Regions from separate parts of the Homo sapiens genome. Here region 2 is linked to region 1. Evidence: read pairs that join two places in POLR2A ChIA-PET (ENCODE). Cell type or tissue: B cell. All regions are shown on one strand. Each heading gives the region's core, and the rest is flanking DNA. Links, peaks and the distances in the headings are about the cores only.

Evidence for each region. ChIA-PET counts read pairs that join two places held together with the same protein. Peaks named below come from ENCODE experiments on the same cell type or tissue, not always from the same donor. Only the 100,000 strongest peaks of a DNase experiment are listed, where the experiment ranks them.
Region 2: POLR2A ChIA-PET joins it to region 1 with 5 read pairs; 3 of 35 experiments call an interaction of 5 or more read pairs at or near these places.

Annotation. Positions count from the first base shown.
Region 1 is chr2:43,563,732-43,568,833 of GRCh38, reverse strand. It overlaps THADA (THADA armadillo repeat containing), which reads left to right. Exons shown (of 38, transcript NM_022065.5): 15 at 2,013-2,136. Among named protein-coding and RNA genes, the nearest start is that of THADA, 30 kb to the left of the region's middle. In B cell, for the core only: no CTCF peak of the experiment used is centred there; a DNase peak (open chromatin) is centred at 2,493; H3K27ac peaks cover 401 bases.
Region 2 is chr2:43,328,192-43,332,918 of GRCh38, reverse strand. All of the region lies in intron 30 of THADA (THADA armadillo repeat containing), which reads left to right. Among named protein-coding and RNA genes, the nearest start is that of LINC01126, 100 kb to the right of the region's middle. In B cell, for the core only: no CTCF peak of the experiment used is centred there; no DNase peak of the experiment used is centred there.

The DNA of each region.
Region 1 (5,102 bases), core at 468-4,467:
TGGCCTCAAATGATTCCCCCCACTCCACCTCCCAAAGTGCTGGGATTACAGGCATGACATACTACCTATTCTAAACATTATTATGGATCATTGTGGATATTATGCCCAGCCTAGTTATTTTGTAGTTTCTCTTAGATCATTGGTAGATTTAACAATGCATATCTCGTTTGCTTTCTTTTTGCAAGGGGTAAAATGACATTTGTGAAAACTCAGGTACTTGGAAACACAAAAGCTGTTTTTTGGATTGAGATTGTGAATTTTCATGTATGCATGGTTTCTTGGTCTGTGTTATAGGTATGCATGTTTTGAAAACTAGTCCTTTGAGTCTTAATCTGAGTCAGTCTCATGGTTGTGGTACTTTTTCCCTACTGGTACACCTGTGGCTTTTAGAGGTTGTGACCTTGGCACTATATTGTTATAATCGTCACACCATCATAAGAGTGGGTGCCATGCACAGGGTGTGGTAGGCTCACAATCAATAGACTAAGTGCTGGGGGAGAAGAGGAGGCTATTAGTTGAAAAAGACATCTTCTAGGCTAGTGGAGATTATTTTATACCTAAATAACTGATATTAGTAACTAGAGTACTTTTAAATTTATAAAATATTAGATGTCCATGTTCTCATTTAACCTTTAATAAAAAGGCTGTGAGATAACATTCTTATCCCCACTTAACAAGTGAGAAAGCTGAAGCTCAGTGAAGTTCAATAACCTGTGTAAGGTTCCTCAGCTAGTAAGTGGTAGAGTCAGAACTCCAATCCAGACCTGCTCTTGACTCCAAAATCTCAGTATTTTCTCCCCCCCACCCCCAGTAGTAGCTTAATGAAGGCTTGGAGATAAGAAAGTACAGGGAGAACTCAGGGAATGGTGAATTCACTGATGTGAATGACATAAAATACCTTGGGGAATGGAGGACTTGAGTAATGGGAAGTGAATCCAAAGAATCAAGTTGAAAATGGATAGCTTTCAGTGATAGGCCAACGGATTTGGAAGCTTCACTGGGAACCATTAAAAGTGATTAGAGCATATACTGAGCATTACTATGTATGTAGGATAGTGTGCTCAGCACTAGGGATCCAACCATAGAAATGTGGTCCCTGCATATATTGTGGCTACAGTCTGATTGCAGGAAACAAGAACTATATTAAACCATATAAATGACAATACGGTTTGAATGATACTTCTTAGTGGATGATCTTGTTTTTTTTCAGAGGGAGTTTCGCTCTTTCGCCCAGGCCAGACTGCAGTGGCGTGATCTTGGCTCACTGCAACCTCTGCCTCCTGGGTTCAAGCAATTCTCCTGCCTCAGCCTCCCGAGTAGCTGGGACTACAGGCCTCTGCCACCACACCTGGCTAATTTTTGTATTTTTAGTAGAGACAGGGTTTCATGTTGGACATGCTGGTCTCGAACTTCTGACCTCAGGTGATCTGCCCACCTCGGCCTCCCAAAGTGCTGGGATTACAGGCATGAGCCACCACGCCTGGCCCTTGTTGTGTTTTAATGTGAATCCTGTTTTACTTATAATTAAAAGTAGCTTAACTAGGATATTTTTCAGTAATGGCCCTATTTCTTTGAAACCGAATAGAATTAATAACCTAATAAACTCTTAGGGCTTGTGGGACCTAAAGGATAATTCCCCAGGGTTGCATGTCCTTCACCTGAGAAATGAATGCAGGGATCTTTGGTAGAGTCAGTTAAGACTAGGGCTGTTGAACCCAGCGAGACTCTGTCTTAAAAAAAAAAAAAAAGTGTACGTATCTGTCTGGGCTACAATAGAAATTGTACTTCTTGTTGACTCTGCAAATATAGGGTTTATTAAAGTCATAATATAGCTTATGGTCAAGGGTGCTAACCTGAATTATTAAGCAAAGTGAACAACCAGTATCATTTTTTGAAATGTTTTATTTTTAAATTGAAAACAAAAACACCCACTCTTAAAGGGTGTTTAATACTCTGAATATAACCTATTGTGACGTAATTATACTTACTGTAATTTTTTTTTTTTTTTTAAGAATTTCATGTCATCCATTTGTAACAGTCTTTTTGAAGCATTGTTTCCTGGATCTTCCTACTCGACTAGATTTTCAGCTTTAACCATTTTAGGTTCAATAGCTGAAGTTTTTCATGTCCCAGAAGGTAAGTGTTTAATAATGTTAGGGGAAGTAATTTTTGTTTTCTTTCAAAACATACTTATTCTACATTTTGCTTTATTTGAAGTTTCAGTTTTGTTGCCTTTCTTTGAGGTTTCATTCTTACCTTATAATTCTTGCTTGTACATAATGAAATTTGCTAGTAAAGGACAGAAGAGGAAGAAACTATCTCCCTTTTCATTGATCATTATTTGCCAACCCCAAAGTATAATTTTCATGGATTATGCTTATTATGGAAAGAGTTCCAGCTATTACCTCACTAATTTGTTTGTTGCTGTTTTAAGATAGTATCCAATCTGTTCTTTAAGTTTTAAAATTTGAAATAATAATAGCTTCTATTATATTTAATATTTCTCAGTGAGTCTCTGTGGTTAAAATGTGGTTTCCTTTACATGCCGTCTGTTTCATGTGCCTCAGTCTGGTTTCGGAAAGACAATATGAGGATGTAATTTCCAAGTATTCTGATTTAATAATACCCTTTGTTTTTCCTTCTGTGTGGTTCTCAAGAGGGTCAAATTTCAGTTCCCTCTTTGAATCTTTTTTTTTTGTTTCATTTTTTCCTTTTTGACAAGAAATGATTCCTTTTTTTTTATTTTGAGACAGAGTCTAGCTCTGTTGCCCAGGCTGGAGTGTGGTGGCGTGATCTCGGCTCACTGCAACCTCCGCCTGCTGGGTTCAAGCGATTCTCCTGCCTCAGCCTCCCGAGTAGCTGGGACTTCAGGCGCATGCCGCTACACCTGGCTAATTTTTTGTATTTTTAGTAGAGATGGGGTTTCACCATGTTAAGTCAGGATGGTCTCGATCTCCTGACCTCGTGATCTGCCCGCCTCGGCCTCCCAAAGTGGTGAGATTACAGGCGTGAGCCACCGTGTCCTGCTGAAATGATTCTTTTTTCCCTGTATATGTGTGTATATGTGTTAGAATGTGGGATTTCTTGCTTGTGCTGTCTTCGTTGACTGTGGTCAAACAGGAAAATATCCTGCTCAGCTGCTCCTTCACAGGGAATGGCCAAAGCATGAGGGAGCTTTACACTATCATTGGATTCTTTTTTATTTTAAATTATTGGGCAAAGTGTAATTTTTTGACAGGAGGACAGTTAGCTAATGTAAAAGAGGCTTGCTTCATTTGGGGAAAATCAGTTTTTAAAAGTTTTTATTCTGAAAAAATTTAAATCAGCAGCAAAGTTTCAAGACTGGTTCAATGAATAGCTATTTATGCTCTACCTAGATTCATCTTTTTTTTTTTTTTTTTTGAGACGGAGTCTCGCTCTGTTGCCCAGGCTGGGGTACAGTGGCATGATCACCGTGACCTCTGCCTCCTGGGTTCAAGCAGTTCTCCTGTCTCAGCCTCCTGAGTAGCTGGGATTACAGGCACGTGCCACCACGCCCAGGTTAATTTTTGTATTTTTAGTAGAGACGGGGTTTCACCATGTTGGTCAGGCTGGTCTCGAACTCCTGACCTCAGGTTGTCCGCCTTGCTTAGTCTCCCAAAGTGCTGGGATTACAGGTGTGAGCCACCGCACCTGGCCAATTCATCAGTTATTAATATTTTGCAATATTTGCTATATCTGTGTCCTTTATTAATTCTATAACCATAACACAATGATCAAATTCAGGAAATTGAATGTTGATACAATGCTTTAATTGAATACGCAATCCATATTTAAATTTTGCCAATTGTCCCAACAAATGGCCTTTTATATTATAGAACAAAAAGCTTCCTACAATCTGGGAAGCAATCCTAGATCACGCATTGCGTTTTGTTATTATGCCTCTTTTTAGCTTCCTTTAATCTGGAAAGTTTCTAATTTTATGATATTAACATTTTGGAAGAATATGTCTCAGGGTTTGTCTCATTGTTTCCTGATGATTTGATTCATGCTGTACATTTTTGCAGGAATGTTGCATAGGTGATAATGGTGTTCTTCACAGGGCATCCTATTAGAGTATTGATGATACTGGCTTGTTCCAGTTTTTATAATAGGAAATATGATCACCTTATTCACGTGGGGATGGCAGGCTGAAAAATGGTCTCTAAAACACATCCACATCAAATCTTTAGAAGCTGTGAATGCAAACCTTACATGGAAGAAGGGTCCTTGCAGATATTCTTAAGTTTAGGATCTTGAGGTGAGATAATTCTAGATTATCTTGATGGATCAAAAATGTCATCACAAGTATCCTTACAAGACAGAGGCAGAGAGAGATTTGACAAACAAAAGAAAGAGGAGGCAGTGCGACAGCGTAGGTAGAGATTGGCATGAGATGGCTACAGGCCATGGAATGCCTGCAGCTGCTAGAAGCTGGAAGAGGCAAGGAACAGATTTTAGAGCCTCTGGAGTGCATGGCCCTACTGACACCTTGATTTTGAACTTCTGGCTTCCAGAACTATGAGAGAATAGGTTTCTGTGGTTTTAAGCACCAAGTATGTGGTAATTTGTTACAGCATCCAGTGAATGCGGGAGTCTCCCATCAGTTCATAGAATTTCAATAGTACTTCAACTTAATTTAGAAAATAAGTTTTTACCTTAGAGTGATTGATTACTTCAACCATATAACAAAAAGTTTTCTGCACATTTAAAGCAGTTGTAGCTGCATCTAAGTGTGTGGGAAATAAAACTAGGCTGAAGCGTACCTATAATTTTTCAGTCAAGAGAGTAATTTAATACATTTAAATGTACTTTAAAAATGAAAACCCTGAGTCATCTTTCTAATGAATGAGTTGCATGTAATTGGGCAGTGACTTAATGCCATCGTAATTATGTTAGACAACTGGGAGGTAATGCAAATGGAGCAAGCCATACTGCAGGCATTACTTTTAAAGGAGGCTTAAGAACCTTGACTATGAAGTACAGGATGGGAGATGTAAATTCATCCTTCATTATCATCTCAAGAACTTCAGTGGTAGGACTGATTTGAGATTAGTCAAATGGTTTCTGCCTTTCCTAGACCA
Region 2 (4,727 bases), core at 162-4,161, 240 kb after region 1:
AAATAGTCCTTTTACGCAACTGCACACACACCAAGAATTCAACCCCCAACTGCTGATGCTTTCTACTTTTTAAATATAGAAATCTGCAAACCTAACCTGGAGATGGCAGTTAGTTCAATAGAGGGCTCAGAAATCTCTGTCTTGTTCCACTTGTAGCTGTTGGCTTACTGGGGTGTTGCTGTTGGAAGATTTGGACAATGTTGTCATTGCTCAGCTTGCAAGGGAGTGCAGGCTTTAAGTGTCTTCAGCACATTCTCATAATATTATGTAAAGCCCTAATGTAGTGGGTTATGTTTTTTCCTTTAGCATGTAACATCTTCCATCTTTTGGATAAATTAACACCTTTGTTACCTTCATTGAGCCATTCTCAGTCAATTAAAGCCAATTCAGAGTCACAAATATTACAAGACAATGGTTTAGGCACAGTGGGAAATATATGAATGAACGATAATTGTCTCTGTTTCAGAAACCCCACAAGTAAGACAAGTATGGATTTAAATAACTATAAACAAGATTGTGTCAATGCTAGAATTAGTCAAAGTGTGTTGCAGAAGCAGAGAAGGGAGAAATAAATGCCAGCTTGTCAGGGTAGGGGTGTCAAGGAAGTCTTCAGGAAGAGGGAGAAGTCTTTAAAGGATAGGTGAGTTTAATTATTAGATAAGGTTAATTTTTTAGCATGGTGGCATGGGCCTGTAATCCCAGCTTCTTGGGAGGCTGAGGCACAAGAATTGTTTGAACCTGGGAGTTGGAGGTTGCAGTGAGCCAAGATCGTGCCACTGCACTCCGGCCTGGGTGACAGAGCAAGATTCTGTCTCAAAAAAATAATAATAATAAGATTAATTGTCTCAGATTGGAGACTGAGTAAAGTTACACTTGTATAGTACCTTTGTTGCCAAGTAAATTGTGAAGGTCTCATTGCCCAAGTACACAAAAGGTATCTTAGTACAGCGCCCAGCATTGTGGGAACCTAATGTGTGTGTGTGTGTGTGTGTGTGTGTGTATTAGATATATATAATGGAGTCTTTGTTGTCAGAGTTCAGTTATGGTTGAATCTAAATGAAAATTTAGACAGTGAAATACATAGAAGTACATACAGTAAGTACAAGAGTTCAGAAAAGAATGTGGACTAAGATAGTCAAGGAAGGCCTTATCAGAGGAGTTAGATATTTGAGATGGGCGGTAGAGCAGAGTGTGATTTGGAAACACCAAAAAGTGGTAGGAAAAGAGCATATCAAGATGGTGGACCAAATGTGCAGTGGGATACTGGAGGGAGTGCATGTGATGTATCATGGGCCAGTGAGGAGATCAAGCTGAGGGAAAGCTGCTGTGCTTTAGAGAGCAGTGCAAGATTTGATAAGAGACCAGTTGTGGAAACCCTCAGATGTCAGCCAGAGGAATATGGACTGGATCCAGGAGTTAAGAGGAAGTTAGTGAGCTCTGGCTGACACTGGTAAGTAGGCTGCTGTCTATATGCACATGAAATGCACTAAATGCTTTACATCTTTCCAACCTCGCTTAGTGGTCATCAGAGTTTCTAGTCTCTCTTAAGGATTAACAGAAATCTCTCTATTAGCAGTCCTTGTCACCTGGAAGCCCCTGTTGCCTGCCTGGGCAGCTAGTAATAGGAATAGAGATATCTGTATGCACTTGAGACCACATAGGTTTTGTCTTTCCAATGTTGCTAAGAGTACCATAGAACCACAGAATTTATAACAGTAAAGGGAATTTAGAGATCGTCTAATCCAGTGGAATTCATTCTTCAAACAAGCTTATGTGGAAATTCAAGATATTGAAAATAGTAGAGATGGTTTCAATATGGTCTAAACTGGGGTGGGGGCCCGGAGACCCACCTGCATGGCTTCCTTCCTGTTGGTAGCCCCAGAAGGGACTAAGAGAAGCACCCTAACTCCCTATTTCAAAACAGTGATCTAATCTAAGCTGATATTTGTAGAAGAGGTAATAGACACGGGGGCAGGCGACTTCTTCCTACTTGAAAGATATGGCTGTCTCAGAAGATGGCTCAAATTAGGGATGTAAATAGCAAGTTTGTTTTTTGCCTCTTGACCTGCTTTCTTCCTCTCCCGAGGCCTGATCATCCTTGTGGAAAATTCTACAACTCCATGTCCTTGGGCTGCCAAGGGCCCTCTCTTAGGAGCTGCCTTCCATGGATAGGGCTTCATGCTCCAGACCTTCTTGCCATCAAAACTTAACTATTCTATATCCCTTTTCCTCACTCTCAGCTGGCTGGCTGTCCCTAAATTTTAATATGTAAATAAGTTTGTTCTCCCGGGTCACACAGCTGTTTTCCAGTAGTGACCTGGTAGAGACAGCACCTTTAACTGAAGTCCGTAACTGACGCAGGCTTTACGGCAGTGCGCTGGCCTGGCAGGAGCACATCTGCCCTCATATTAAGCTGCTCAGCCCTGATACATTTGTCCCGTGTGGCTGGGGTTTCGGCCACCTCCACAAGGGCTGTGGGCAGCATGAGCTGGTCTTACATGAATGGGCCAAGGGAGCATCTTGGAGAGAGGCCCTCCTAAGTCTCACTAGCCTTTCCTTCCCCTCAGCTGCCAGTGATGATCAGGCTTCCTCAGCAATTAGACTGGCCTGGGTGCCTCTGGGAATAACACCTTCCCACGCAAGCTCAGGGGCTCACTCTAGGACTCCCCAAGCCAGACGGGTCCTCACCAGTCCGCAGGCTCTGCGTTCCTGGGTAACCACAAGGAGAGTCACATCTAGAGGCACTTGGTGAATGGAAAGCCTCTAGCCAGAAAACACAGTGCAGTGCCATTGAGGAGAGGCAGAGAATACTCAAGGTTAGCAAGTCAGTGGTCTGGCCTCTGCTGGACTACTGCCCAGCAAGGTGTGGCCTGTAATTTCCTTAGGCCTGAGTTTTCATCTGTAAAGTGGGAAGCTCTAAAATGAAGGTGTGAAATAGAGGAGACCAGGGGAGGGCATAGTGAGTAATGGAAGTGTAAACATAAAAGTGCTAAGAAGATACGGGAACTATCTATTGTCAAATAACGAAGTCTCTATCAACATAATCGCCACGTTGAAAATGTGCCTTTATGCTGGTCCTCACAGAAACAGCTGCACTTGGAGCCTTGCTTTTCACCAGACTGGCTACCAGGATATAACACCAGTCTACGTGGTTTCTAATTGCTTGGCCCAATGTCTCACTTTTCACCTGATTGTGTTTGGGACACATAGATACAATTTGTTTTCTAGAAAACCTTGATTCTATTCTTGGTTTCTGCCCTTGTCTTGGCTAGGTCACTTGAGCTACTTTGTTGATTTATAAAAATGGGAATGATAATTTCTATTTTTCTTCCTTCTTAAGAATTTTATAAAGATAAAATAAGAATACTTTTTAAAGAGAAAACTTTTAATATAATAAGATGTTGATATTGTTATTATCATTCGTACTATTTTTACCAGGGCTAATTTCCAAGTGTGTGCCTTGCCAAATTCACATGACCACGGTCCTATTGACGGTGCTGTTAGAAATTCTCCCCTTGTGATTTACATAGCTCAGGCAGCATCCAGAAGATTTCATCCACCTCACCTATTTATCCTTTTTTATGCTTTTAGGGAGAAAGTAAGGTTTGAAAAGAAAGGGGACTTGTGTTAACATTCTATATAAGATTTGAAGCTATATATCTTCCAAGCCCCAAACTGTACAATAAAAGTTTTCTTGGATACTACTTTTCTCCCATAATTCCTAGCACATAGTTTATTAAGTTATTAACCAGCAATTACTCTGGCAGCATATTAAACTTTACTTTTAAACAAGTCACAGAGGGAGGGAAACACGCATCTCTCGTAAAAGGAATAAAAAACATACACCCTCTAAAACAGTTTCCCCAGGCTTTGAACAAATCCCAAGCCCCACACCAAGGTCTCTTTTTCATCATTCTCCGCACATAGCTTGAGTGTTAGTACAGTAATGAGAACAAGATGCCTAATAGAAAGATGGAAAAATATGAGGATTCTGGAGGCTCCCTGGGGGCTCTCTGGAAAGGCAGGTGATTAATATTAGGAGGGAAAGGCAAAGGCATGGCATTGAAGCTGTGGGCTTCCTCCAGCAGCAGCAATCCTAAGGGAAACAGAGGAGGCTGTGGCTTTGGCCCTAACCTAAAAAGAGGACCCCAGTACCTTTTGCAGACTGCTGGGGCCTTGCTGAATGCCTACCCAGAACCCTGGTAGGAGTGGGTAAGGCCCTCTGCTTTCACAGATTACATTCCCCAGGATCCAAACCTGCTCTTCCAGGGAAAGCCCACTGTGCTCTGCAATGCATAGCTGGACCTTCAGTCACTTTCTGGACAGACTAACAGCTCACGGTCTCTCACTTTGTGCATGGTAGCTCAGTAAGAATTCCGTATAAGTTGGTCCACCACCAGAGCAGGGCATGGAGGATGGCTTCACTTTAAAAGGAAAATCCAAGTAGGAGGGCTGTGGGGCAGCATCTACATATGGCTGTGAGTATAAACACTCACAAAGCTCCAGACCAAGAAAGGCAGGATGGATGTTGGGGCATACCATAAAAATGCAACTCTGCCGTCACACCTCCCCCAGGGAGGGCAAGGTAAACGAGCAGTCCTGGTAGCCAGCCAGGCCCTACAAGCTTCTGCCAGCTGGCCCTGCATGCACAGCTAAACTCTCCATGTTACAGTGGGGGAAATGACTTGTTTAAATATATATATTCTACAGTTCATCACCATTTTGCA